Regions from separate parts of the Mus musculus genome. Here all the other regions are linked to region 2. Evidence: chromatin loops called from intact Hi-C (ENCODE). Cell type or tissue: heart. All regions are shown on one strand. Region 1 has its middle 11 kb from the start of 4930505A04Rik. Region 2 has its middle 51 kb from the start of Gm40820. Region 3 holds the start of 4930505A04Rik (RIKEN cDNA 4930505A04 gene). Region 4 overlaps Sptbn1 (spectrin beta, non-erythrocytic 1). Region 5 overlaps Acyp2 (acylphosphatase 2, muscle type). Region 6 has its middle 23 kb from the start of Gm40820.

Evidence for each region. Hi-C counts contacts between places; a loop is a spot of excess contacts. Peaks named below come from ENCODE experiments on the same cell type or tissue, not always from the same donor. Only the 100,000 strongest peaks of a DNase experiment are listed, where the experiment ranks them.
Region 1: a loop joins it to region 2, with 2.0 times the contacts of the local background. A loop is called at or near these places in 3 of 42 quality-filtered maps.
Region 3: a loop joins it to region 2, with 1.8 times the contacts of the local background. A loop is called at or near these places in 4 of 42 quality-filtered maps.
Region 4: a loop joins it to region 2, with 7 times the contacts of the local background. A loop is called at or near these places in 3 of 42 quality-filtered maps.
Region 5: it touches region 2 in a loop (6-fold over the local background); 2 of 42 quality-filtered maps call a loop at or near these places.
Region 6: a loop joins it to region 2, with 7 times the contacts of the local background. A loop is called at or near these places in 8 of 42 quality-filtered maps.

What each region holds. Positions count from the first base shown.
Region 1 is chr11:30,480,550-30,485,549 of GRCm38, reverse strand. No RefSeq gene overlaps it. Among named protein-coding and RNA genes, the nearest start is that of 4930505A04Rik, 11 kb to the right of the region's middle. In heart, no CTCF peak of the experiment used is centred here; no DNase peak of the experiment used is centred here.
Region 2 is chr11:30,363,144-30,368,143 of GRCm38, reverse strand. No RefSeq gene overlaps it. Among named protein-coding and RNA genes, the nearest start is that of Gm40820, 51 kb to the right of the region's middle. In heart, no CTCF peak of the experiment used is centred here; DNase peaks (open chromatin) are centred at 563, 2,973 and 3,373.
Region 3 is chr11:30,468,937-30,473,936 of GRCm38, reverse strand. It overlaps 4930505A04Rik (RIKEN cDNA 4930505A04 gene), which reads left to right and starts at 2,108. Exons shown (of 5, transcript NM_001100394.1): 1 at 2,108-2,195. The coding sequence starts at 2,173. In heart, no CTCF peak of the experiment used is centred here; a DNase peak (open chromatin) is centred at 2,066; H3K4me3 peaks cover 1,044 bases; H3K27ac peaks cover 1,830 bases.
Region 4 is chr11:30,164,031-30,169,030 of GRCm38, reverse strand. All of the region lies in intron 1 of Sptbn1 (spectrin beta, non-erythrocytic 1), which reads left to right. Among named protein-coding and RNA genes, the nearest start is that of Sptbn1, 53 kb to the left of the region's middle. In heart, no CTCF peak of the experiment used is centred here; DNase peaks (open chromatin) are centred at 2,630 and 4,030; H3K27ac peaks cover 2,778 bases.
Region 5 is chr11:30,514,618-30,519,617 of GRCm38, reverse strand. All of the region lies in intron 3 of Acyp2 (acylphosphatase 2, muscle type), which reads left to right. Among named protein-coding and RNA genes, the nearest start is that of 4930505A04Rik, 45 kb to the right of the region's middle. In heart, no CTCF peak of the experiment used is centred here; a DNase peak (open chromatin) is centred at 2,327.
Region 6 is chr11:30,289,171-30,294,170 of GRCm38, reverse strand. No RefSeq gene overlaps it. Among named protein-coding and RNA genes, the nearest start is that of Gm40820, 23 kb to the left of the region's middle. In heart, no CTCF peak of the experiment used is centred here; DNase peaks (open chromatin) are centred at 2,830 and 4,190; H3K27ac peaks cover 1,709 bases.

The sequences.
Region 1 (5,000 bases), 120 kb before region 2:
AGAACAGTACTAGGGATTTGTTTTTACATGTAAACTCTGTCTTCTAGAATTCTTTGCCAAAGAATTGTATAAACTAGAAATTATAGTCAAATAGCAAACAAAGCTATGATTTCCTTAGCTGGGTTATAGACATTCAGATGAAGAGATGACAGACTCTGAGTTAGGGGAGGAATGAGTGAACTTCTCTTCTGTGACCTGCTCTCTCCATCCAGATCTCTAGCTGCTTGAATTTGGCTCCCTGACGACACCAGGAAACAGAACTAAGATGGTGAAGGAGGGTCCTGACAAGCCCTTTAGAAAGAACAGGGTAAGGGTGTGTGCTGTCTCTGAGCTGGTAGTACTCTCTAGTACTCTCCCTGTCAGAGTCTAATGCTGTCAAATTTATTAGCAAGTTTGTTTCCAATAGATAAAGTAGCCAGGGGTTGGGGGCATAGCTCACAGCTTTAGTGCAATCTCTAGCACAGCATCAAATTTTGTGTGATGGTAGAGACCTATAATCCCAGAGCATGGGAGGTCGAGGCAGGAGTGTGAAGACCACATGAGACCTTAAACAAGTAAAAGTATAGGTGGTGAGAGGGGTGCTGGAAAAAGGAGCCCCAGTTTCCTTCCAACACAACAAGTAAGGCTAAAACGAGTTTCTCTTCTCAACTTATATTGAAAGTATTCAAAATAGGTTTAATCAGACTGGCAGTGTAAAGCTCGACTGAGTGCTGTTTATGGGAAAAGAACACATCATCTGGAGCAAAGGATCTGATCTGGAGATGTGTGGGCCTTTCTGGGAAGTTCAAGACAAAAGAGGCTGAACAGCAGCCAAGAAAATAGATACAGCCTGTGGGAAAAGAAAAAAACAAATTTTTGCCTATCACCAAAGGCCTTAGCATATCTAATAACTATAACTCCTTGAGAAAAATTCCAGAAATAGGGAGATACCAGTGGTCTAGTAGAAAAGGAGAGTATTGTGTAAAACTTCATTTACTTAACCATTGAGACCAGTACTATTCCTGGAGCCGGGCCCCTCAGGGATAAAGAGACCCTGTAGGCTTTCAAACATATTTGCAAACAGCGGCTGGCAGTGCTTACTATTTACCAGGTAGCACGCCAAGGCCACCATGCCTGAGCTTCAAGAAAACCCTATGAGGAAAGGTCTGTAGTCAGGATCAACTGGCAGATAAGACGATACCTAAAAGACATTGTCTAAAGGACCCAGTGTGTAGCTGCTATGCTCAATGAGAAGCAAGGGAGAATATTAAAAATACAGAACAAGGTTTCAGTTCTGTCTATACCTCATCTAAGCAAAATGAGCATAAATTTCTTCAGAGAATGTGAACATACAAAGTATGGAGAGCAGTCATCATGGATTGTAACACAAATCTCAAATTACCACATATGAACAAAAGTGATAGAAAAAAGTTGGTGTGACAGCTGTAAATCACGCCTAGAATGGAATTATATGGCCTTCATGTATTCCAAAAACCTCAAACATTCATTAGAAAAGTAATATACTTAGAATCATTATATATTTCTATTCTGTTCTCATCCAAACTAATGAAACCCATATTGAAACGAAAACAAAAATCTAAAATGAGTTATTTGGGTCTATCTTTTATATGACTCACGCTCATGTTTAAAGAGATAAATATGAGTCTGATGTAGATTATATTGGGAGGGAACTGTCCTCAGCCTAAGATTCTTGCAGAAGTGATATCTACTTTAAAATGAACATTAGTCAGAAGCTCAGTGAGCAAATAGAACCTAAAGTATAAACAATAAGGAAATACTAGCTTTGCAGGGCAACTGCCCATCAAAGTACACATCAACGGACACAAACATGGGGAGCACTCACTCTGAAACTCCTGCCAGGAGGATGAGGTTAGAACACTAGAACCACCTACATTAGACTGAATAAGTGATATATGTTCTTAAACAAAGCCAGCGTCTGTTCTGCAGAATTATCTTCCCAGCCAAACTGTGGCCACCTTCAGGAGTGCAGCTGGGTCTGCTCACAAAGGGTCATCCCAGCATTCCTTGATGAAGGTCAACATTCTGTCAGAGAAGGAGTGGGGAGAGTCATGGATCTTGGCAGGAGTGTTCAGTCACTCCTCTGGACCAGTTTCATATGCAATTCTGCCTTAATTGCTCATTGTCTGGAGAAGGGACCAGAGAACGTAGGCTGGGAAGGACTAGGGACGATGGTTACTTCTATGAGGCAACGTGGGACTCATTGTCCATGCTGAGTGCAGACCTTCCTGTGGCTGCTCCAGCCTGTAACTCTCACCCACTACCCTGTAAATCTAATGAACTTATTGTTCCCATCAAGGGGAAATGTGTTGGAATCATGCCTTGATTTGTCTGTCCTTGGGACCTTGAAGAGAGGAGTGTTACTTACATACCCCTCACAGGAAAGGAATTTTTGTAGCAGTTTCACAAAGCTCTTTCCCATGGAACTATTTCCTAAACTTTACCCAACAGTCAGGTTAAATGATGATACCCCTGTGGACAGTAAAGCCAGAGGCTCAGAGGGGTCAGGTTTTCCAGTGGTCTCAGGAAGAACAAACAAAAAGAGTGGTCTGAATTAGCATTTCCATCAGGGAAGCACATACTCTCCTTTACTCTGGCTGCTGACTGAAGCTTCTCTGCAGACCCACTTGACCATTACTAACACAGGAGCAATGGTCATCTATGACACTCCCTAAAGCTATTCTTGGGTAACAAAAAATTTTAAAGATTTATTTTATATGTAAGTACACTGTAGCTGTCTTCAGACACTCCAGAAGAGGGCGTCAGATCTTGTTACAGATGGTTGTGAGCCACCATGTGGTTGCTGGGACTTGAACTCCGGACCTTCGGAAGAGCAGTCGGGTACTCTTACCCACTGAGCCATCTCACCAGCCCCCTCCTCCTCTTCTTTTTCTTCTTCTTCTTTGGATTTTGGGTTTTGGCTTTGGTTTCCTGACAGAATTTCTCTGTGTAACAGCTCTGGCTGTCCTGGAACTCACTCTGTAGCCCAGGCTGGCCTGAAACTCAGAGATCAGCCTGCCTCTGCCTCCTGAGTGCTGGAATCAAAGGCATGAGCCACCATGCCCAGCTCTTCTTCTCTTAATATATAAGAAAAGCTTCTAAGATTTCTTTTCCTGAGTTTATAGCCAATTATTCAATCCTCATCAGTTGGAAGAGAAAGCAACAAAAAGGGAAACTTAAATCGGTTACGTAGTTCACCTCAGGCCTATTATAACAGGATTCAAATTGTAGCTGAGTTTCCAAAATCTGGAGAGACAAATAAAGGCTGCAGTAATTAATGTCAACCTGAAACACACAATTATATAAAGAAGAAGGATGGGATAGACTAATAGTTTAAAAGACTGGTGGAAGCTTAATTTGCAGTAGGAGTTTCCAAAGAATGGCATTGGCGTAGGAGGCATCAGAGGTAAACTATGCTATCAATCAAGCAGCCCCCTGTCTTCTTGAAGCTCTCAACTGTAATTCTTTAGGCATGCTCATACTTTTAGCCTTTTTTTTTTCTCTTTAAGGGAATTTTGTTATCTCTCAACTTTACTTGTGTTACAGAAGAAAGGTATCGATTCACCCATATCAAAATAGTCACTACGGTTCATCAGCTCTGTGGCCAAGTGTCAAACTGTGGCATGACATAAAGTCACAAACTGAAGTCATAGCCTTTGCGATTACATACTTATTCTTGAATTATTATTGCTTCTTTTCAGCTGACCTCAGCACCTGTATATTATTCATCAGAGCATACTGTGAACTCAGGCTTTTCACAATGGATGCAGCACACTTAATTAACCCTTTGCAGCCATTACCAAATAGCTAACAATCTCCACTGTCAAGGCCTTCAGGCCTCAGGCCTCACTCACCATTCATTCATCACACAATTTGATTTTAATTTTCTAACTCTATGACTAAACTGATTTAAAACTGAATCTCACAACACAGTGCTCCTAATCATTCCAACCTAGTCTACATGAGAAAGGCCTTGCTGGGGATATCATGTCCCGTTGTTATTCACAGGATTTAGAGCAAGAGGTAGCAAGTGTAAGTGAGAGGCCATGAAGTCTGAAAGGAAGAAAATTGGCACAAAGCAAATGACTGAAGCTTCACTTTCTAGCTGGCCACCTTTAGACCAGGTGAGGGCAGTGAGGGTGGCAGAAAGAAATACTTATTGCATGCTTATTTTGTTTGGGTTTGGGGGTGAACGTTTTTAAAAATAATTTTTATAACATTTTGAGTGGGTGGTTTTGCACCTACCCAAGCTTGTGCCATGGTGTGTGTGTGAGAGGGAGAGGCAGAGGACAATCTGTTGTCTGTATAGCACAGGCTAGCCTGAAGCTCTGTAATCCATGTGAGCCTAGCTTCCGAGTCTTCCAGCCAATGTTCTGAACACTGCATTTCAGGCAGAAGACTCATGGGCAGCGTATGGTCCTCTCTTGTTCTAGTGGTTATAAGAGCATTGCCCACCAACTAATCCTAAATGGTCTATTAATATCTTTCATTTTAAGATTATTTTTTGGTTGCTGAATGAGCACTCTAATCTCAGTCCTTGATTTTTTGAGAGAAGGTGCACTTAGCTCAGGCAGGCCTTGAAGATGCCACCAGACAGCTCAGCCTGTCCTTGAATCTTCTGCCTTTACCTCCTGATGTTTGGATTAAAGGAATGAACCACTGAGTTCAGATCTTTTTTTTTTTTTTAATTAACAACCAAAATATTCAAAATTGAAGGCTGGAAGAATTTAAACAGGTTCTTCAAACACACAAAACAAGGATTTCAACATGGGCCTAATCTCAAAGTTCAATAAATAATAGTACTCCTCCCCTGGAAATTACAGAGATGGCAAGTTGCACCATCAAAGAAAGGGATCTAAGTAAAATTTATGGGCAGGTGTTAAAGACTTAAGTGTTCAGCTTAAAAGAGCATTTAATTATCATGTTTAAAATGTGAAGACTCTCTAAGGAATACAATAATGGTTTTTATGTGTGACTACAAA
Region 2 (5,000 bases):
TTCATGTTTTGATACTCTTAGCCACTCTGCTATGCTCCCTCAGACATTCCCACACAATGCTCCAAAACTGTTCAGGATGCCACTGTTGGTTAATTAATGTTTCTGCATGAGCAAGTGAATGAACAATCAGGCGGGAAAATGTCATAAAAGTTCACAGTTAATGATAAAAGAAAACTCTGTGTTCCTAAATATCTTTGGCCTCATACAAGTGGCCCTGTATAGTTGTGTGTTTCTGAACTTTACGGTGTCAGTGCCTACAGCACATAAAGGGCCTCTTTCAGTGGATGAAAGTCATGCTAAGAGAATGCTAAAACTTCTTCCTTACATCTGCACTTTTAGATCAGGAGCCTCAAGTGCTTTGGAAGATCAAACACATTCAGGTCTCTTTCGAGTAGGCAGCTCATTAAGGAAATATGGAGCCCAGCAGCACCTTTCAAGCAGTACTGATGGGTGCTGGAGTCACTAGAAACCTGTATCCATTCCCAGAGGCCTGCCTGGAGAACCTCAGCATGGTGACAAAGGCTGAATTGTTCCCCCAGAACAACGAGCCATGCAAGCAGAGAGTGGCTGCCTGTGTACCCAGGGAAAAGGCCTGAAATGAGTCCCTGGCACAGACACAACAGGTCAGCCTTGAAAAAGATGGGGACAGAGCTCACTGCCAAAGAACTAGTCTCAGCTGGCTTGTTCTTAAGTTCAAAGTATCATATTCAAACTAAAACCAGCTAAATTTCCAAGTTATACAGCCAAGTGTACTCTGGGATAAAGCGGAGCTCTTAGGGAAAGCAAAGGGCTTCCCTTTTAATTTTCTTGGAACTGGCTTTAGCCTCAAGCCACCACCATCCTGTTTCCACATAAGGTTCACCCTCATGATTCCAGTTCTCCCAAGGGAAGTTTATGTTTTCCTTACTATAGAGCTTTGGGAAAACTGGTGATTACAACCAGAGCAAGACATGTTGGCCATTCTTGCCTTCCTATATCAATTGTGCATTTACCATGTGCATTTATTAATTTACTTTGCTGGTTTGTTCTCTCTCTCTGTCTCTGTCTCTGTCTCTCTCTCTCTGTCTCTCTCTCTCTGTGTCTCTCTTTCTGTCTCTCTCTGTCTCTGTCTCTCTGTCTCTGTCTCTCTGTCTCTGTCTCTGTCTCTCTGTGCGTGTGTGTGTGTGTGTGTGTGTGTGCAAAAAAAAAAAAAGAGAGATCAAAAGACAACTTTATAGAATCAGGCCTCTCCTTCCATCTGCATGTGGGTTCTGGAGATTGAGCTCAGATCGTCAGGCTTGTGCATCAAGTGCTTTAACCTGCTGAGCCTTCTTGTCAACCCTATTTTATTAATTTTATTTTTTATTCCTTTTGTGGGAGAGGGGTCTTGTGTTTAAGTATGCCATGGTGCACATGCAGAGATCAGAGGACAATTTCAAGAACCTGGTCTCCTTCCAACATGTGGGTCCAAGAGATCAAACTGAAGGCATTGGCGTTAGCAGTGAATGCCTTAACTCATGAGCCACCTCATTAATTTTTAACATTAGAGTCCATTAAGGTGAGGACTGTGGCCATTTAAGTGTTTTGTTTTTCTATTTTCTGTTACACAGAAATCAAATATTATGTTTGGAAACTTTAATAACCTAGAAATCTCTGCTCCAAAATAACAACTATTGTTCCCATAAACAAAAGCCTTACTACTCAGGGGAAAGGCCAGTATGTCCTTGTAGTAGAATATTAATAGAAAACACACACATACACACACACCACGACATGTGGTTTTTATCAATTTTAATATTGCTTAAAATATTGTTTAAATAAAACTATGTTTTATTCATATTTGTTTTTATTTTCTACAACAGAGGGTTGAAGTTGGGGTCTTCCTCATGCTAGGCAAAATTTTATTACTGATTTAAATCCCCCCACCCTGTCATTGTTCATGTAAAATAAAAAAGTGGTTTCTAACTAATAGTCCCTTTCCACCCTAGGGACATATGTCAATATCTAAAAACATCTTTCTTTATCATATCCTACTGTTAGGTGGCTGATAAGGGACAGAATGCTACTAAATTCTTCCTTCAGTGGAAAGGAGAGCCCAGCAAACAAGTAATTCTCTGGTCCAAAACATTGGTAATGCCCTTGATAAGCATAGGCACTACAATACAGATGTACTGTATTACAGTGCATAGAAACTATATTACAGTAACAAACATTCACCTCAAAGTCCTGCTCACAGCTAGGAAAGAGATTAAGGCTTGTATACAACACATCACGCATAGGGCTGAGATTAGCCAGAGCAAGTGTCTACATGCCCATTTTTCCTACATGTGCAATGTATTTAGTAAAAGATATGAGGTGGAACAGAATAAAATCCTGATTCTTTCTTTTTAATTTACTTCATAAATATTTGTTACCAGGCCTTTAAGATAAATGAGCCATGTATGGTGGTGGTATACAACTTTAACCCAGCACTCAGGAGACAGAAGCAGGTGGATTTCTTTGAGTTTGAGACATGTCTACATAGTGAGTTCCACAGAGGTACACAGGGAGACTCTGTCTCAAAAAAAACCAAAAAACCAAAACAAACAAACAAACAAAAACAAAAGAAAATGACAGAAGTAAATGGTTCTTCAAACATGAGTGCTTGTCTTAGTCAGAAAGAAAAGTGACTGGGCTATTTCTAGTCAATAGTTTGGCCAGGAAATGTCTTTGGAGCACTAAAAGGAGACAAGAATAAAACTGAAATGTCTGTACACCTTACAAAGTAAATATGCATATCATTAATTCTCTATGAGAAAGCCTGGACTTCAACACCAGTTCAAAGGTCTATAAAGAGACTTAGTGAGGAAGGATCTAGACAGGTCACACGAGTCTTGGGAGCTTCTTCTACTTCATCTTTAAGCTTTCTGACTGATCCCTACCCTAATGATCTGCCTCAGAACAGGAGGTCCTCCTGGACTTCCTGCTGCAGCAAGAATAGCCAGAAGGAAGGACGTGAGTGCATGATCTCTGGGGACTGAATTTGGCTTTTCAACTTGGAATAGATTCACTGGGAATGGTTCTGATCTGTCCCTCCCTACTCAGTCATGAATCCACCAATGTTTAATTCCTTCATGCGTGGGGGAGGGTATGGGGGACTTTTGGGATACCATTGGAAATGTAATTGAGGAAAATACGTAATAAAAAAATATTGGGAAAAAAAAAAGAAAGACCAGGATGATATTTTCACTAGAAGAAATTTTACCAGGCCTGGTGGATCAGTCCTGAAAATCCAGCTAGTTTGAGAGGTTACTACAGGAAGGACACAAGTTCAAGGCCATTCTGCACAACTAGCTAGATCCTGCCTCAAAATAGAAAGTGAGAAGAAGGTTGATGATACAGCACACTGGTGATGTGCATGCTCAGGCACCAGACAGGATGGGGTGTGGGGCAGACGTCAGGAAGATCAGAGCTGTCAGGAGTTCTGATGCTCACAGCATGATTAAGCCATGAACATGTAGACTAGTGAATTAAAATCTTTGAATAAGTGACTACAATACAAAAGAAGTCCTTGTTGTTCTTCTGCAAACCTCTGGGTAGTTGCCCATTTCAGTGGAATCAGGTTCTTTAACTGAGCAGAAGCACTGAGGTTAGCACTTAATAATGGCTTCTTTAATTTATGATTCAAAACTATCTTTTCTAATAAAAACATATCACTTTTAGGGCTTATGCTACCACGCCCGACACAAAATGGATGATTATTTTTAATGACTTTTTTTTACATACAATACATTCTGATACAGGTTCCCCTCCCCTGACTCCTCCCAGTTCCCCACCTCCCATCCAGAACCACACCATTTCCATCTCTTTTTAGAAAACAAGCAGGCATCTGAGGAAGACGAATAAGATAAAATAAAAACAAACAAATTCAAACAGTACAAAACAACCAAGCTAGAAAAAGAGACATAGAAAAGGCACAAAAAATGCATATAGACACAGAGGCACACATTCACACACATACAGGAATCACATAAAAACATAAAACCAGAAGAGTGTGTGTGTGTGTGTGTGTGTGTGTGTGTGTGTGTGCGTGCACTCAATACTTGTGATGGGAGGTGGGGGTAGGGGAAACCCTGACTCAATATTCTGAGACAAAGAACCTCCAAAGATGCCATTGAGTTCATTTTGTGTTGGCCATCTACCTGCCCTTAATAGTTGTTTATCTAATTCTTTCATTTGTAAGTGGCTATCACTTGGAGAAGCTTCTGGGTTAGGGATGGGGCTGTCTCTCCTTCCCATCTCAATGCTGGCACTCTGTCTGATGCAGACCTGTGCATGGTGTCACAGTTTCTGTTAGTTAATGTGTGCACCAGCCCTCTTGTGTCAGAAAGCCTTGATTTCTTGGTGTCCTCCTCCATCCTCTCTGGCTCCTACATCTTTCTGCCTCCTCTTCTGTGGGGTTCACTGAGCCCTGTGGGAAGAGATTCGATGAATACATCCCCTTTAGGGTTGAATGTTGCAAGGTTTCTCTCCCTCTGCATATTGTCTACCTGTGGGTCTCTATGTTTGTTCCCATCTGCTGTAAGAGGAAGCATCTCTGATGAAGGCTAAGCAAGACACTGATCTATGAGTATAGAAGAATATCATTAGAAATCATTTTACTGTTACATTCCTTTAGCACAGTGGCTCTCAACTTATGGGTCATGATCCTTTGGGAAACTTCTCCAAAACTACTCACATTATGATTCATAAAAGTTCCACTTATGAAATATCAATGAAAATAATTTTGGGTTTGAGGTCACCACAACATGAGGAACTGCCTTAAAGAGTCATAGCATCAAGAAAGTTGAGAGTTTAGCAGAACAGTAGCAGCTGGTTTCCCCTAGGTGTCTGCCCTATCTAGTCTCAGGTTCTTGGCCACTTAAGCAGCATTGGTTATGGGTTGTATCTCATGGAATGAGTCTTAACTCAAATCAGGTGTTGGTTGGTTACTCCTATAAGCTTTGTGCACTATTGCACCAGTGCATCTTGCAGCAAGTCAC
Region 3 (5,000 bases), 110 kb before region 2:
TATATATATATATATATATATATATATATATATATATATATGTGTGTGTGTGTGTATGTAAACATATATACACATATATATATAATTTTTATCGGAGACTTATAATAAGTGATTCTCTTTACTTGCATCCGTTTTTCTTTCAAACAACATAACCTCATTCTTTCATTTTTTTAAAGAATTTTTTTAAAAAGAATTATTTATTTATTTTAGGTATATGAGTACACTGCAGCTGTCCTCAGACACACCAGAACAGGGCATCAGATCCCTTCACAGATGGTCGTGAGCCACCATGTGGTTGCTGGGAATTGAACTTAGGACTTCTGGAAGAGCAACCAGTGCCCTTAACCTCTGAGCCATCTCTTCAGCCCCAACCTCATTCTTCATGACTGAAAAGTTTCATTGGCATGTGGCATGAAGGTCATAAAATAAAGCAGTAAGCCACTGCTCTTAGAACAGTGAATCTATATCTATACTTGACAGTAACTCTGGATCTCTCAGTTGTGGTCTTATTGCTACACAATACACCATAACCATAAAGCAAGTTGGTGGGGAAAGAGTTTATTTGGTTTACACGTCCACATCACTGTTTATCACCAAAGGAAGTCAGGATAAGAACTCAAGCAGGGCAGGAACCTGGAAGTAGGAGCTGATGCAGAGGCCATAAAGGGTGCTGCTTACTGGCTTGTTTCACAAGGCTTATTTAGTCTTCTTTCCTACAGAACCCAGGACCACCAGCCCAGGAATGGCACCACCCATAATGGGCTGTTCCCTCCTCCATTGATCACTAATTGAGAAAATGCCTTATAGCTGGATCTCATGGAAGCATTTCAACTGAGGCTCCTCCCTGTCTAATGACTCTAGCTTACGTAAAGTTAACCACCAAGCCAGCCAGTTCACTAGGCATTTTCAGATTTTGTGAATGAAGAATTTTAGGCTCTGAGATACTAAATGTCTCCCTTATGTACAAGCTAGCAAGAGGTGAATCCACAAGGCAAACACCAGTTGCTCCCAGGGCCTATGTGCATAATCAGTTTGATGGTTAGGATTCAACTACGTTTCTCCCTGTGGATAGTGGGTCCAATGAATGCTTGGCTCAGCAAACATGCATGCCATCCCCTCCCTTCCTAGCTTTCTGGTTCTCCAAGCCATTTCCCTCATATTTGGTGACCCATAACTCCCTATTCAGAGACACATACAGTCCACACTCAAGTATGTAGGTTGCTGGATGTCAAATGTATCCACAATCTCTTCTCCCTAACAGGACTTTAGGACCTGAGTAAAAGGCCAGCCTCCACTACCCCACATCTGTCCCACGCGAATATAAATTTACAAAATGACTTTGGCTTCCCATGCTTATGCACATTCCTCATACACAGCAGAGTTCAGTTCAATAGAAACATCTCTAACCCCATTTCCTTTCCTATACAGAAAAACGGTTTAGTTATCACACGTGCCAAGGGCATTTGGCTCTGGTAGTGGAAACTGGAAAATGGAGTAAAAATTTCCAGGCTCAAGGTGCTAGATGATCGTCCAGGTCTTTTCCCTGGAGCTTGGGCTTTTGGAAAAGTGCAGCCATGCAAGCTGGGAGTCTGCCTAAACCTGCAGTCTCCTGAACCCTCGCTCAGACAGGGCAGATGCACAAACTACAGGTAGCCTCATTTGCAGAGCAGCGTTCCTTTGTTCTATTTTAAAGCTTCAGATTCTGTCAAAAAGTGATAGCCAAGCTTCCCCATGAGAATCGGGACTTGCACAGCTCTGAAGTGCTCATGGAAAACAGGTTTCCACGGGCAGCGGGGGAGACCTGGAAGCCTTCCTTGCTCACTCCTCAAACCCAACAGGGCTGGCTCCCCACTAGGTTTTGGGCTGATTCCCCACTAGGTTTAGGGCTCTACAACTTCAAACTCACTGTCCAACCTAAGGCTGTAGTTAAAAACCAAGGGACTCTTTCCCTCCCGGATTGAAGCAAGCCACACCCAGCTGCGAAAGCCCAACAGAGCACACTTACTGCGCTTGCGCACAGTCCCCAGTCGCTTGTGTTTTTCTTCCTGAGCTCTCAGTCGCCTAGCAACGCTGGAGTCACAGTGGCAGCGCTCTGGAGCCCCTTTCTAGCAAGAATAGGTCAGTGTTCTCTCTTGACACTCCTAGCTGCCACGTGGCAGGCTGGAGGGGGCCATGGAGGGAGAGGAGAAGCAGCAGTAAGTGCCAGGGTTCAGCTTTCTATTTTCCCTTCTGAAAACCTTTTCTATTTCTTGCAAAAGATTAAGGGAGTGGCTCAGCACATAAGATCCAGGCCACATACATCCAATAGGTTTCCTCCCCTGCTTTCCAAGGTTTGAGTGATTACAGTATCTTTTTTTTTTTTTTTCCTAGTGCAGCGTTTACTGAGCTTTCTTGAAGCCATCATGAAATAATCACTCTTCATACCTCACATTTAACTCGTCAGCAAATTCTGTCGGCTCCAATGTTGAAATTATCCATACTCCACTGTTCATTGCTTCCTCTCTTGTCCTCACTCAGTCTCGAGTACCAGCTTCTCATGGATACAGCCATCGCTTTGCTTCCCTAGTCTCTGCAGCCTTTTCAACATGGCCTCTTTTTAAAAGGGGAAAAAATATGTTTTCCACAGGGTACATACAGTAAAGCCAAGGCTGCGCCTGCCGCACCACACCTGCTACGGCCCTCTAGATCACCCTGGCACCTGCATACAGCTAACTGGTTGAAACAAGTTCCTAAGAACAAGCCTCAAAGATTACTATTTGATACCTTTAGATGTGTTTGACTGATAATTTGGGAGACCATGCTTTATGTCTAAAGATGGACACATTTCTGATAAGAGTTTTGGCAGTTACAGTTGGTTCTGCTAGAATGTTCCTTCCTCAAATATCCTTAATTTGTACCCATCCCTCCCTTGCTTTTTTCAATTACCACCTTCACAAATACCCTGTCCCAAACGTAGCCTCTCCTCCCACATACCTACATGCCTCTTCCTCGCTGGAAATTGTCGTTATCATGTGGCACCATCTAATAGACTGTGTATGCCCCATTTCATTTCTTCTCTGCCTTCCCTAGAATGTAATCCCCGTGAAGACAGGAGTTTTCATCTGTTTCCCTGCTGTATCCTCAGAGCTTCATGTAGCACCTGGCATGTAGAGACCCGCTGAATGCATTAGCAGTGCTCTTTTTCTCACATCAGTTACAATAGCTATTGTTCTTTCATATAAATCAAGGAATGGAACCTTAGATATTAAGTGGCAGAGGTTCCAAGCCAAGCCTGACTGCTTTCTGTTTTGTTGCTACTGTTTGCATTGCTGATATAGAACCTAGGGTCTCAGGCACATTAGTGTTTTGTCTGTATAAGGTGTTTCATTGTACAAAGATGTTTCTACAGAATCAGGCATTTCGCATTTATTTATCTGTAGCCATCCACACCTTGAAATACAGAACCAAGTAAATGCATAAATGTGTAAACCAACACCTACAGTCCTTTCCTTCAAGGATCTGATACAGATGTGTTGGTGTTCAACCATGAGAAACAGATGGAGAAAGCAGAGACCAAGGAGTTCAGACCAGAAAGTTACAGCTTTTAAGTAAATACACAGATCTGAGAATATAATAGAAACATCTTAGAAGTTGCTTACACTTTTCTAGTAATCAGTTCTTCTAAATCCTTTGCAAAGCAGCAATTTTTGTTACAAATCAAGGAAATAAGATCACAAAGAATCTGAAAAATGTTTTTATGTGGAATGGAGTGAGGGTTAAGGGTGTACAGCTGAAGCAAAGGCAGAGTGGAAAAATAAGTCTAGGACATTCACCTGAAGTATATAAAGAGTACAACACAAAGCATTTACCTAAGCTGAACAGAATATGGGTGTCAGGCAAGCAGTGATCAGTGAACTAATAGTCACCACTGCATGGAACTTATATTGATCCATAAGGGTATTTCTGGTGCTTAGTAAAGACAAAGAGCTAGATAAATACAATTTGAGTTATAGTAAGAGCCACAAAAGAATGTACACGCCTAGAGCATCATGGGGAGGGGACTCTAGGAAGTATCTGGGAAATTTTTCAACTGATACCCAAGTGATGCTGGGGAGCTGGGAAAAACCAGTGGTGCTGGAGAAGGAAGAGCATGAGCAGGTGCCCTGAGGAGAAAAGAAGTGAAAACAGGGAAGACGCTTGAATGAGATTGAAGAGATTAGCTGCCTCAGTGCACACTCAATATAATCAGGAGACTAGGTTTTACTATAAGTGTAATGGAAAGCTATCCGAGATTGTTAACTGAAAGATTACAATAGAAATGATGGACTGGATTCATTTTGAAGTAAGGTAATAGGTATATTTTAAGGGTTGCGGATAAGGCAAAACTACCCATTTGTCAGTATAAATCTAGAATCTTTGTTGTTATTGTTTTAACCACGTTATTATTTTTTTGAAGATACCATACAATGTATTTAGATCATATTTCCCCCCACCCTAATGCCTGCCAAACCCACCCGCCCCTTCCTATCTACCCAGCTTCATGGGCTCTCACTGATTCCTTTTCTCTTCTTTTTTAACCCGTTGAGTCCAGTTAGTGTCACCCAAATACTCTTGGGTGTGGGGCCTGCCCTGGAGCATAGTCATCCTACCAGGGTCACACCATTAAAACAAAACAAAACAAAACAAAGCAAACAAAAACAAAACCCAACTCTTTGAGCCTAGCAACTCTCATTTACCAATAGCCCCTTGGGTAGGGGTGGGACTTTGTGCCCATATAGCCCCTTCCATGCTGGGATTTGTCTGGTTGAGTTTGCACAGGTCTTGTGCATGCTGTCAGAAACACTGTGAGTTCATATGTGTAGCTCTCCAGGTGTGTCTAAGAAACATTCGTAGTCACCTAACACTTCTGGTTGTTGACAATCTTTCAAATCTCTGAGCCGTCAGTACAATGTCCCACTTAAAATTGATTATTTTGAAGTCTCTGATTCACAGCACATAGGCCAATTGTGGGTCTCTGTTAA
Region 4 (5,000 bases), 200 kb after region 2:
CTTGTCTGTATATGTGTGCGCCACATGATAGGTTGGTTTAGAGTTTAGTTCTTTGCATTTTATGTGTGTGAATGTATGCCAGAGGTCAAAACACAACCCGGAGGAGTTGGTTCCAGGCATCAAACTCAGAGCATCAGGTTTGGCAGCAAGTGTCCTTACCTGCTGAGCCATCTCACGGACCCCTTAATTGCTTCTTAGAAAACATCATTACTTAGGAAAATTACAACACATAGCCCTCTCACTCCCACCCAGCCTACATGTGCTGACATTAGGCTACCTTTGGGTTTCATCTTTGCTGTTTCAGTAATAGCATTCTGTCATCTAACTTAATAACTAAGGATCTGCTGTTTGTGTATGTTGAAAGTTTGCCCTAATATTTATGGCTGTTACAAATTACTTTCTATTCACCTTGAAATCCATTTCACCCTTCTTCCTGGGAGGGTTTGGTGATGGAACATAATACCCTTCAGAGAAAGAATGCAGTCAGTTACTAAAGCCAGCCTTGAGTATCATAGCTCTTGTTAATCCTCTTTAGGGTGCAGGTGCTGCGCTGGGCTCTGACAGGTCAGGTAGCCAGATGGGTGAGGAAGAGACCCCAAGTCCGTCTTTTGCCTGTGGGTACTGTTACAGTAACAAAACTAAAAATGCACGTCACTATGGAGCATCAACTGGCTTAACAGAGAAGGTTGAAGTGGCATCTGATACGATGCCTTGTTTCTGACTAGCCCAGAGTGCATATTTGCTAAGTTGAGGTTGACTTGAAAGGGAAAGCTGATGATTGTGGTACTAACAATATTCTCAAAGTGTTTAAACCTAAAATGCAGACTTCTATAAAGGACAGGATGATTACCAATCTAGGCTTTTGTGGGCCTCAAGGATTTTTGAAGTGCATCACCTTCTTCTTTAAACAGTCCCTTCAAAACGTGAAGCTAAATATGTCTGGTGGTGCATAACAACTACTTAGGAGGCTGAAGCGGGAGGACTGATAAATTCAAGGCTTGCCTGGGCTACATACTGACTCTAAGGCAATAAGTGATGCCCTTTCTCAGAAAGCAGAGGGGAAAGCTTAGTGGTAGAGTGTTTGCCTAGCATATATTGAGGCTCTGCATTCAATCTCTTCTACTGGGGCTATGGAGTTAGGGGTGCAGGATATTCTAGCTTCTCCTAGGTTATACAAAAATAGGCTATAGGCTGAAGTTTACTGACACCTATGTTAACTTGATACTTTAAGGTTTTCGTGTGTAATTTGTTCTTTTGTGTATGTAGATAGATACAACATGTGTGAACATTGATTGTGGGCTCCAGAGGACAACCTCAGCTGTCATTTTTTGTGTGCCATCCACCTCATTTTTGAGACCTTTTATTTGACCCCAGCACTTACTACTTAAGGCTAGACTGGCTGGCCAGCAAGACCCACAGCTGACCTCTTTGTGTCTCCCCAGTGCTACAAGGACATGCCACCACACGCAGTCTTTCACATGGGTGCTGGAGATGGAAGTCAGGACAGACTATCATCTTCTTAGTCCTGTATGTTTTCTTTGTCCCTCCCCTCCATGGATTTGATCCTTAAAATCATAAACTGGCTGGAGACGGATAGCTGTGTTCCTGTTTTCCTCTTGCTTTGGCAAGCTAATTAGTAGTATCTGTTTTCCCTGGGCATTGTGGTGTGTGAGCAGGCTTTTGAGGTTCTTTGGGGTTCTGGTGAATTACCCAAAACACTGGTGTCTCAGTTTCCTCCTGAAATTAACCCTGAGACAGAGTTAGTGGAGGTAGCGCCTAACACAGCTTCCACTGGTGCACAGGAACAGTGGCTGCTCCTCTGTCCTCCTGCCTTTTTTCTCTGGCTACTTCAGCCTGCTATGCTTTGTGTAGACAGAAAGCAGTGGATTGCCAGCTTTACAATATAGTTTTCTTCAAGTGAAGCAGTTTTGAAGGGAACCATCTTCGTGAATGCTTCTAAACATTTCACATGGAGTCTTGTCTGTAACTACACACCTTTTACGTAGTTCTGACTTGGGCACTATACACTGTTGTTAATTCACATTGTCTCCTGGGTCTTATTTTCAGTGGTAGTTCCATTTCTCTACCACTTATTTTCAGAGGAAGCTGTGGCCATAATTCCAACTTGCTCCACAGTCTTGGCTTCTTATAAATTATGATTTTAAGGGGTTCACTTTGAAGTAGAACTGGCAGGGACATAGAGGGGTTCAGTGTGCTTTCAGGGTTTATAGCTGCAAAGTATCTGTCCTTGCTGCGCTCCTCAGAAGACAGACTCTGCCCTCTGTCCATGGGCTTGTACCTCTGATGCAGGGTGCAGGTGTTATATAGAGCTCATAGCTCGTTTTATAGTCTGCAGATCGGCTGCATGTGCCATTTTGGATTTGTGGTGATACTGTGTTAATTGTAGGGCCCTAGGAATGCTTAAACAAGTGTTCTACATTCCTAGTCCTGCTTGGACTTTCAGAATAGATGTTTACGTGTGTGTTTTGTTCGTCCTGGGGGACTGTTAGGAAAAAAATTTAACTCAGGTTCTATTTATATGCCAACCAGCAAACGTGAATTGCAGGCTCCAGACCAGCCCCAGGGAGTACTCTAGTCAGAAGATGAGTTTCCTTCCTCCTGTTGCCTTAGAGCAGCTGCTGCTCTTATCAGTAGGACCAGTTGCTTGTTTGTGGTTTCCTGCTATGTCGTTGTGCATGCTGCTCCAGGAACAGCAAGATCTCCATCCCTTCTTGTCTTTCATTGGGATCTCTCAACCTCCTTAAAAAAGGGAGGAGGTGGGGAAGGTTTTGCTTTTATGGATAAGTCCTTGAAATTTTTAGTCTTATGACAGTTGGCCTTGTTTGGATCTTGTTAATGTTTTCTGTTTTGCTTTATTTTATATTTTTATTTGTATGAGTGTTTTCCCAGTGTTTTATCTATGCGTATCACATGCATGCCTGTTGTCCAAGGAGGTCAAAAGAAGGTGTTGAATCCCCTAGGACTGGAGTTACGGATTGTTGTGAGCCCCCATGTGGGTACTGGAGACAAAACCCTGGTTCTTAACTGCTCTTAACTGCTGGGTCATCTCTCCAGCACCAGTTGTTTTATTGATTACATTTAAAATTTTTATTTGATGTGTGTGTGTGTATATGTGTGTGTACTTAGAGGTGACTTTGTAGATGCCATAGTTTATATGTGGAGGTCATAAGAACTTGAGGAAACCAATCCTCTCCTATCATATGGGGAGGGGGCTGTTAGATTTAGATATCAGGCCAAGTAGCAGTGCTTTTATTTGCTGAACCATTTGACTAGCACTATATTAATTTTTAAGTTTTATTATCTTATATAAGTGGGTGTTTTGCCTGAATGTATGTCTGTGCATCATGTAATGCTAGTAGAGGGTGTCAGGGAATATCCTGAAATAGAGTTACAGTTGTGAGTTTCCATGTGGGTGCTCAGACTTGAATCTGGGTCTGTTGAAAGAACAGCTAATGTTCTTAATCATGCAGCCATCTCTTCAGCTCCTATGTAAATATTCTCCTGTGTTAAAATAGCACAGTTTATATATATATGTATATATATGTGTACATATATATACATATATATGTATATTTGTATATTTTGTGGCTTTACAGGTATAAGTAACAGTTCAAAACAAGAATTGTCAAACTCTGTAGGTTTGTTTTTTAGACATCTTTATCTAATTGTATTTACATTTTAGACATTAAAGAACAATTAGAAAACATTTCAATTGTGAGAGGTTTATTGCACCACAATAATATTTAATTACTTAGACTATGTTTCTGTGCTTAGAGATTTCTTCCCTCTGTGATTTCCAGGGAACCACTAACTAGCTGCAGAAGATGTATTAAGAATATTCCTTTTTCCTGGGCCGGATGGCTCATGGTTTTAATAGCAGCACGGGAGAGGCAGAGGCAGTGAGTTTGAGGCCAGCCTGGTGTACAAAGTTCAGGGCAGCCAGGGCTCTGTTACTCAGGGAAACAATGTCTCAACACCCTCCTCCCTAAAAGAACATCCTTCTTGGACACTAAAAGTGCTTGTGAAGTTTGTTGTGTGGCTGCCCTGCCCAGTGGGTGGGTAAGGCTCTAAACAGGTGACAAATGGAGCTTTTACCCTGAAGAGGTTATAGGCTGGTAGAGAGAAGAGGACACTGGATACAGACTGAAAAAGTAACAGATAATGGAATTGTGATTACTGAAACCCAGTAGGACTTCCCTCAGCAGGTCATCTTGGCTTACTTCTTAAAGAAAAAAATTAGAGCAAGGAAGATGCCTTTGTAGTGAGAGCAGCAGTTCAAAGGTCGGGGAAGGAAGGTGCTTGCGTGTGAGCTCACGTGATGAACTAGATTTGCACAGGGCTGAAGCACTAGAGAAGTCTCTCAACAACATGATACCTTCAGGAAGGCCCCTTGGTCCCCCAGGAAGCAAAAATCTGTCAGTGCAGTAGGTAATCTCTGAAAAAGCACTGTGGGCCAGTGCTCAATAGTGATGCAAAAACTGGATCAGAGGGAAGAGAAGGGATCAGAGTAAAGACGTGGTGGCTAGACTTGAAATTATTCTGAATTCTTCAATACAAAGCACACTGTAGTCTGCTCTTTCCTTCTTTATAATCTTTTTTTTTTTTTGGTCACTTTTTAACTTTTTGTTTTCCTAGATAAACTTAGTTTACTAAGTATATGGGAACTTACATGAGACACAGAACTTGACTGACTGAATTTCAGATTCGCTAGCCATGGGACAGGTCTTCATGGTGATTACCTCGTCATCCCCCTTCCAGTCTTATAACTCCTTTTACTGCTTTGAACCCAAGTCTGCATTTAACTTGGTTGGAAATTGTACCATTACCATCTCTGGTGGCAAGCTATTGTGTTAGCACAATTGACTAAGAATCTGGTAAGAATGGGGATGTAATCTTAGCTGGGAATGGTAGTAGAACCTTTCTATAGTCCCAGTAATCTGAAGACAGACCACAAGATTGCTATCAGTTCAGGGCCAGCC
Region 5 (5,000 bases), 150 kb before region 2:
CTTTTGTGGCTATTTTAAGATAAATTTTAACTGTAATAAAGATGATATACAAATTGTGATTTTTGGTTTTTACTTTCTTTCTGAGACTTCACTGCAACTCAATGAGATCCAACAATAAAAGATGTATGGAGCCAAACACTGGTAGGAAAGGGACAAATTTCAAGTCTTCCACAGCAGTTGCTAAGACTTCTCTGTGCCTCAGAAGCAAGTTTAATTTGTATTTCTGGCAAACAGATAAGAGCTTGACTTTGGGTGTGATAAGGATGAAAAAGAAGAGAGACATGAAAATAAAATTCAAACCAAAGTTGATGGGCTGTACAGATGGCTAACAACCTATAACTATTGACATCCTGGCAGGTTCTAGGATGCAAGAGAACACATTGGGTAAGGGGTATGAGAATGGGCAGAGGCATGGAAGCAGGTAGAGGTGATAGATCTGAACAATCAAGTGGACTCAGTGGGCATACATCTATCTAAAGCTTTCCTGCTAAGTCAGGGAGTAAAGAGGGAGATGAATTAAGCCAAAGGTCTCAGCAAAGTAAAAAGAACTCCCACTAAGAAGGATCATTGGCACCACAGAGTCCAGTTATAATTAACCTTGTTGTTACAGCTTAAAACAAAAGGTTCGATTTCAATTCCCAAAAATCTCACACTTCCGGTTTCAGAAAGCTTCTTACCTAAATGAATTCAATTTATCTGAAATTAAGTAGCATATATAAACTATGTCAATGGTGGTACCAGAGTGCACAATGCATGGTTCACAGATGCATCATTCATAGGTTTTATGTGAACATAAATAACTATGTGGGTAAATAGGCTATGAGATGAACAATACCCAAGACAGGTACAGATGAATTGATAGTGGAGGCTAAACAAAATTTATCTTAGAACTAGAACAGCAAGAGAGTATGTGACAGAAGTCATAGGAGGGTTTGGAGAAGCTCCTGTGCTCAGTTTTGTGATATAGGGGTTAATTCTAGACTCTGGAACTATGGGGTAAAGCCTAAAATGAAAAATAGGACCGTATTATTACAAATTAGAATGCCTGGTGAGAAAGCCAGGAGCTTTGATGGAAAAATCAACATGATTGTGGAAAATGCTTCAAGTTCTGTATTTTTTTTCTCTAGACAAATTCAATTAAATGTATTTAAACAAAAGTTATAAAAGAGTAATTAGGCCCTACAAGCTAATTATTTTCTTTTTTCGAATAAGTGAGTTGTAACAGAGGCAAGCAAGCATCCTTTTTATGGTTTTTGTTTATATGCTTCTTGATTTATATCCTAGGTCTAAAAGTAAGCTATAATATCCTAAGCTAAAATTATCTTGCTATAAATTTTTAGTATTTTTCTTTATAATTTCTGCCCAGGAGACCCAAGTTTCCCTGGAAATGAAGCACATGTTAACTGGGTATTTGCCTCAATGCTGGGCTTAAATTGTGTTTTCACTATTTCATGCATTTGGAGCTGACTATGACACATTTGGGGCAGAATGTGACATATTTAGCTTGACACATGTGGGGCTGAATGAATGATTGAAAATAAAAGTGTAAGTATGCACATAATGATTTTGTACAAACTATCTGTTAGGACATGAGATTCCTTTGTCTGCAAACTGTTTTCAGAGTGATTGATTGCCAAGGGGATGCGTCTGCTTGCACACAGGCACAGCCCTCGGAGAATCAGTCCAGTCTGACTCCAGTCTTTCTGGACCAAGAGCTGGATTGCGATTGCAGAGCCCACTGTCCTAAAACTACATGTTTTTGTGATAGAAGAACATTGTGTTCCTTCCTTTAGTGGAAAAGGGTCTCTAGCAAAGTTGGTCATAAAACACAAGTCTATAGATAACCTGTGGTTTCCATTGAGACAGTTACAGAATTAGTATCAGGGAAGGGGAAGGGATCATATCTTTATATATCTATTATACTGTTGTTTTCTTCCATATAGATTTTAAAATGATGTGTAAGAACATATTAAGCTGCTAACAAGAGAGTGGATACTTAAGAATGAAAATAAGGGAGGAGCACAAAATAGAGCTAGGAAGAAGTCCATAAAGATGCTTACCGTAGGACCTCTGCTATGGGTGGGCTTGCACTTGACTCTAAACTGGCTAATAGTCCTCCATCTGCTAATGGCATTAGCCTCAATTTGCTTAAGAGCATTTTTTTTGAGGAAAATGGAAAAGTCAGGGTAAAGGTTAAAAATACAAGAGTGTCTGGCCAACTCATTTTTTCATTTGGCTTCCTTCCTGTAGGAATAGATCTTAACATATCTGGGACAGAGAACATACTGAACTGTGTGTCCTTAATACAGCCCTCCTCAGTACACTTCTGGGACAGGATGTTCAGAGATATCCAAAGGTATTGAATTCGAAATCTAGGCTGGCTGGACTGGCCATCAGCAGAACCCCGAAGCTCTCTGAAGCTGTTCTGTCTCTTCTTCTACAGTGTCTCCCCTTCTATAGTCAGACAGCTCAGGAGCTTTGTCTGTTCTTGCTGTCTCCATTTCTTGCTCCACCATCACCCCTCAAACAGTTCTAACCTGGTTTCCACTCAAACCGCATCAGTAATGCTGTCTTGCGAAGGTTCACAAACCACTCTTCAGTTTACTTTTTACTTGGTCCCAGCAGCATTTGGAAGTTCCTTTACCTGTATGTTTCTGCTTCTATTCAGTTGACTCAACGATGCTGGAGTTCCTTCAGATATGAGGAGCTGGCTCCGGCAAAATTAGAGAGTAAAAACTGAACACTAGTAACAAACAAAAGACATCTACTACTTCTGAATCCCATAGCATATGGTTTTATTGAACAACAGTAGCACGGTATGTTTACCTCCTCAACTTCCAGTCCAAACTCCTTTTGCTGTTCTTTTATTTCAGACCCAACAAAGTTAGGAGCTACATTTCCCTGAATTGCCTTGGACTTAAGATTTCAAATGTAATTTAGGCTTTTACAGTCAGTGATATCTACATGAATTTTGAACTTTGACCTGAATTATCCCAGGATAGTTTCCCAGACTTACTAATTTGAAGATGCTGGGTGACAGGACAGTCTACGCTACAGCTGAGAAGTGCTTCTGCCAAGACTAGGGGGCCTTGGGGATGGAATTTCCCTAGAAGTACATAACTCTGGAGATCCCAGAGCTTTCTAAATGAGAAAAGGCAGTGGACACTTGACTTCAGTAACACTTATTAAGAGCCTACTATGTGACCTAGATGTTCGATTAAGTGATTCACAACCAAACACGGTCTTCAGCCTTTCCATGATCTCTGTGATGACAGTAGTAGGACTCTCTTTTTAAAGATGAAGAATCTAGTTTCAGGTTAATTGTGCATGATTTGGGGTTTCCTGGACAAATTTTTTGGCATGTTATCAAAATACTATTTAAAAATTTATTTTTATAATAAAATATTTATTCACATATAACTGAATAAAGAGGCCTGTTTGATAAGCAAGAATAACACAAATGTTATGCACTGTCTTTCCACTATGAATGCTAGCTCAAAAGGTTGAGATTGGCAAGTACCACATTAGCTTCTAATTCATTTGCTGTCTTTTCTTACTGTCTGCTTTTTCACTTCAGAGATATCTGAAAGGATAATTCCACTTGAGTTCCAGGAAATAGAACTGCTATGAATTATTGCTAATGTTAGCTTTCTAGTGCTTTAATTTCATCTCCTTGTTTCAGTCAAGGGTAGTAGTTAGATAGCAGTTTTCACATCACCTAGGAACTCACACACTCCTACTTTCTGCAGGTAATACTCACTTGAAACACAGGGGAGGCAGTGTTGCTGGTGCTGTTTCCGTATGTGATTTCTCCATAGACTTTACTTTCTGTAACTTTGCTCAATGGTAGGTTAATAGGGCAGTTTTCAACCTGAGTTTACAGCATGAAATGTCCTGAGTTCCTTTAATTATAGATTGGTTTTCTGTACACACACACACACACCACACACACACACACACACACACACACACACACACACACACATTATCCTGTTTCAAAGACAAAAACTGTGCTATAAATCATAGAGCTTTCTTATAAAATATTGGTTTTGGGGGGTTTTTTATTTGGTTCTTTTTTACATTTTCTTATTAGATATTTTCTCCATTTACATTTCAAATGCTATCCAGAAAGTCCCCTATACCCTCCCCCAAGCTCTGCTCCCAAAGCCACCCACTCCCACTTCCTGGCCCTGGCATTCCCCTGTTCTGGGGCATATAATCTTCACAAGACCAAGAGCCTCTCTTCCCTTTGATGGCCTGATAGGGATGCTACATATTCACCTAGAGACACAAGCTCTGGGGGGTACTGGTTAGTTCATATTGTTGTTCCTCCTATAGAGTTGCAGACCCCTCTAGCTCCTTGAGTACTTTCTTTAGCTCCTTCATTGTGGGCCCTGTATTCCATTTAATAGATAACTGTAAGCATCCACTTCTGTATTTGCCAGGCACTGGCATATCCTCATATGAGACAGCTATATCAGGGTCCTGTCAGCAAAATCTTGCTGGCATATGCAATAGTGTCTGGGTTTGGTGGTTGTTTATGGGATGGATCCCCAGGTGAGGCAGTCTCTGGATGGTCATTCCTTCCATATCAGCTCCAAACTTTGTCACTATAACTCCTTCCATAGGTATTTTGTTCCCCATTCTAAGAAGGAACAAAGTATCCACACTTTGGTCTTCCTTCTTGAGTTTCATGTGTTTTGCAAATTGTATCTTGGGTATTCTAAGTTTCTGGGCTAATACCCACTTATCACTGAGTACATACCATGTGTGTTCTTTTGTGATTGGGTTACCTCACTCAGGATTCTATCCTCCAGATCCATCCATTTGCCTAAGAATTTATAAATTCATTGTTTTTCATAGCTGAGTAGTACTCCATTGTGTAAATGTAGCATATTTTCTGTAGCTTCTGGCTATTATAAATAAGGCTGCTATGAACATAGTGGAGCATGTGTCCTTATTACAAGTTGGAACATTTTCTAAACAGCCCCACATCCCCT
Region 6 (5,000 bases), 74 kb after region 2:
TATTCTATAGGTTCCACATTGTTCTAGATCATTCCAGTCCTTCAGCCTGGCCAAAGTACCTTTATGACCTGGTCCCAGTTCTCCCTTTCTAGAACCATTCCTGACTACCTCTGGCTTAAGTCACAACCAAAGCAAGCCATCACTAATACCAACATTGCATCATGTCCTCTTATGGCCCTCTGACTCCATGTTTCACAACCTAAATACTCTCCCCACTTTTTAGCTTACACCCAGACATGGCCAATCTTTTGACATTGCACTGTGATGTTGTCATATACTAAGTTCACTCACAACTGAACTACACAATCAAACTGCAAAAAAACAAGTCATAATGTTTTGATAAATATGTAACTTTGTGGGTGGTTTGCATTTGCAGGTATCCTTGCCTACACAAAGCCCAGGGTGACAAGTGACAAGTTCAACATACTGCAAGGGTGTTTTAGCTTTGTTACAAAATTTGTCTTTAATTAGTCTTATAAGAAGTGTGTGTGTATGTGTGTGTTTGTGTGTTAATGGAAATTAGTTGGGTGCAGTGTTCCACACTTATAATCCCAGCACTTGGGAGGTGAAGGCAGCTAGGAGGACCAAAAGTGTTCAAGGTCATTCTGGGCTACATAGTGAATTGAAGTTTAAAACCAGACCAGGATACAGGAAGCCTTCCCTGCCCTGCCCACAAAGAAGAAAAGAAGTGGAAAGGAAGGAAGTGGAAGAGAAGGGAAGGGAAGGGAAGGGAAGGGAAGGGAAGGGAAGGGAAGGGAAGGGAAGGGAAGGGAAGGGAAGGGAAGGGAAGGGAAGGGAAGGGAAGGGAAGGGAAGGGAAGGGAAGGGAAGGGAAGGGAAGGGAAAGGGAGGGAAAGGGAGGGAAAGAAAGAAAGAAAGAAAGAAAGAAAGAAAGAAAGAAAGAAAGAAAGAAAGAAAGGAAGGAAGGAAGGAAGGAAGGAAGGAAGGAAGGAAGGAAGGAAGGAAAGAAAGAAAGAGTGCGCAAATCTGGCAGTACAGATTACAAATTTAGTTTACAATGAGCATTTTTTTCCCTATAAACCCATATATCAAGGAAATCAAATACACATTTCCACATTTCTTAAGGCATGTAATGGTGATATTGACCATTCCCCAAAGACTCATTTGCAGAATGACTATATTCCTCTGGAATATGGGTGAAGTGTTAATGTTCTTACTTGGCGACAAACTCATGACATTCCTCTAACATCTAGATTGGCTGGGTTTCTTGGTGGATCTGCCAGAAATTCCTCACATAACCCAGTCTAGAATTTATGAACTGAGAGGTTTATGATATTTCAGATGGTAGAACTGGCTATTGTTTTGCATTAGGAACAAATGGAGTAAACACAGTACTAGTTGTGACCCAGCTCAGATAGGGGAAAGTGAGCTGGGTTGACAATAATAGTATTCTATGCCTGTGCCAAACAGCCCAGCCAAGCACAGGGCTAAGCTGTGGTCATGATGGCTTCTATACAATATTTCTTCTTTGTAGGGAATTAGAAGAGACTTTGATAAGGATTTTGTCTTGATTTTCCCTCAGTGTGGCTTCATTGAACAGCAGAAGCGCAGGTGAGAAGCCTGACCCAGGCTGCTTATTATCCAGAGCTAGGGCAGTAGGGAAGTAGTTGTGATAAAAACATTATAGTAAGTGCATGCTACATGATGGGACAGACTACATCCTTCTCCAGAGCAAGCCTACTCCTGCTTATCTGAGGACTTCTCTCTTGCCACAAGATAGGAACAGTGCTTGTCACCATTCCTCAAGTCACAGCTGATTAAACAGAACATGGACATCTGACTCAAACCAAGCTGCTTGGGAAGCCACTGGGAATTTAAAGGAGTAGGGTAGGTGGTGTTGAGACAGTGAGGGAGGGCGAAGAAAGGGAGGGTGGGCAAGAGGGAATGGGTGGAAGGAAGAGAAAAGAGAAGTATAAAGAGAAGAGGGGAAGGGAGGGAAGACCAGATGTGGATAGAGAGATAAGAAGGAAGAAAGATCAATTCTTTACTGCTCTCCCTTTTCTGGTTCCTGTTCTTTGGCTGATCTGATCACTGTCTGCCCCATTCTAGCCCTGCCTTCCTGACAGAGCATTGCGTTTTCTTTTCTGCTGGTGTGGAATGTTTCTAGGGTTCAGAAGCAGGATTCCAAAGTTCTTGTATTCAAACAGACAGGATCTCTCTCTTTATTTCTCCTGTGCTACAGCATTAGCAGCTGAGGAGGAGAGAATAATTCAGGAATTAGTGGAACTCGATACAAGGCCTCAGCACTGCCACAATCTGGATCCACAGCCAGTGCCTCCTGTTCCTCAGCAATGAATGCTGGGGGCTTGAAGGTGTTTGTTAGTGGGTGTGGAGATTTGGTTCTATAAATCGGTAGCTTGTCCCTCATTTGAACACCAACAAACACAAAAGTAAGCCCATGGAACATTTTAATTATAATAGACACCACAGGAAATTGTATTTATGTATGGAACCTAAATTTAGAATCCTTGACAGACTGACAGGATTAAGTCCGTGTAAATAGTCCATGCCAGGTGCTAGGAAGTGGCTTCAGAGACAAGAGGCTGGCCATGCATGCAGGCCCCCTTGTTACCCTAAAATTTTGTGGAAGAAAGAGCTTTGCTCTGGGCCAGTTAATTTTTAAGAAGTCTTCATTCCTGGCTAAGAATAACGGTTTTTGAGAGAATCATTTCAGGGCGTCTCCCATTCCCATTCTCTGCCTCCTGTTCGTCTGTAAACAAGGAAAGGGTGTGGCCTGACTTGGATCTGCTCTAACAGTGTTTGTGTAGCCCTGACCGGAGGCAGGAGCCAGTGGGAAAGAGGAAGTGTGTGGGTGGGAGAAAGGAAATCTCTCAAGCTCGCTTGCTCCCCTCACAACCCTGCCCCACCCCGACTTTCAGACTTTCCATAGTTGCCTCTACTCACTTCGGATCCCCTGAAAACCGTGGGCAATGGCTCAGACAGGAATGATAGTACAGGAGTTGTCTAGAGCAAGGATACTGAACTTGGGACATAAGAAAAGCCTTTACTCTCACCCCATACCCTCTGAAGAAGCTTTTCATTATGAGACCCTGGGGCACCACTCTGACCATCTTGGAAGCTTTAAGTAAAGTCACATCAAGAAACATTCTCCTGGAACCTGTATCTCAAGACTCATGGTCCAGGTCAGAGACCAGAATTCCCTGCTGATGACAACCAGCCCCTTTTCTTCCTAACTTAATAGTCCCAAAGATGTATAGGTTCACTGGATTTGGGGATAACCTGGGGTCAGCTGTTTGCAGAGACCATGTCCAAAGTGGACGGTACTGCTGTAATACCCAAAAGCAAGATACAGGAAAGAAGTCTGTTCCACCAGGGGCTGGGGCCAGACTGCCCATGTCTAGTGCCTCTTTATGGTTTGCATCTGAAAATTCTTTTGGAGTGGACTTCCAGCTGTTATCTGACAATGTAAGAAGTCAGAAGACATTTAAATATTAGCTTCATATGTATATTTATGTTTATGTACTATGACCTTGGCTGAAGTCCCTAAGTGTTAAAGGTAGACCATTCCACCCACCCCTTCACATTGTGCAAACTTGGATAAATACTTGGACAACTAAAACTCCATTTTCTTGTCTGCAAACTGAGAACAATCACAATAACACTTATCACGAGCATTTAAATTATAATTACTGCCTTGGCCGTTGGGCAAGTTGGTTTTTTTGTTTGTTTGTTTGTTTTTTGTGCCTTAGCTTTCTCATCTGTTAGATGGAAGGATTCAAATGGTACCTGTCTCCAAGTGTTGTTATCAATAATGTAATAGCCTTATGGCAACATCTGGCAGACAATAAACTGTGAATGTTAGTTGTTATAACCTTCTTCCTGGAATTCAGGACCCTCTGACTAGCTAAAGCACACACAGTGCTTAAGTCCCAGCATTCTGCTTCCAACTGCAACTGTTCTCTCAGCCAAGTGTAATCTGATGAATATAAACTAGGAGTTCTGTCCTGGGATAACCTCCATTCTTGTCTGTTAAAAGGCTTTTGAGAGCCACTTAGAAAGGTGAAAGAAAAACAAACAAACAAAAACAACCTTACATCTGCATCTCTGGGCAGGGTGTCCGTAGTAGCAGAGAGTAGGGGATCAGAGAGGGCTCCTGGCTGGCTCCTCTCCTGAGGTCCAGGGATTGCTTTCTTCACTGAGGAGTTTCTGCAGCCCTGTACATTGGCAGCCTCTCAGGACTGGGCTGGGTTTCGGAATTAGCTTGGAATGTTAATTCCGTAAATGTCTGGAGAGGTTTGAGCCTCCATAAGAAGTCGCTTGCTCATACAGAAAGACACACTAGCCACGGGGAGCTACTAAGTAGCTCAGTTCTTTCACAATGCTGTCTCTGAGAATTAACAGCTCTGTCCTCAGCTCAACACCCACTGCCACTGGAGCCACTGCCTGCAGCTTAGACCCTAGAGCACTCCTTTAGGGTGAGGCATAAGGAGAACCCTGAGGGTGCCACTGGCCAACTGGCAGGTATCTGATTCCAGATCCTCACCTACAGTAATAGCACTGTCTCCTGAAGAACACACGGTAGGCAAGTTCTTCCTCTATCTCGTTCATGCAGACACATTTCATCTCCAAAACCTTCTGTCCCTTAGTCATATGGACACATAAGAAGAGTGTGCCATGCTACATCATTCTGAGATGTTTTTGTTTTACATTTTGTTAAGGAAGCCCTAAGCTAAGGAAAACGAGAGTCTCCCTGTGTGGTTTCTAACAGCAGTCAGAATTTGGAGAGACTTTTTGCTGGGATGTGGTTCTAAGGAATGAGGGGGTCTTCCAATCCCTCTCTCTTAGAACACATCCATTCAAATGCTGCCCAGCCTGGGTCTCCATGTAGGATATTAGGTATTTCCTCCACAAGTTCACTGCGCCACTATTTTGGGCTGTTTGCATAGCCACTTCCCAGAGCCCATGAGCAGCAGCAATCAAATCCCAGTGGCAACTGTTTCTATTGAAGCCTTTACATTC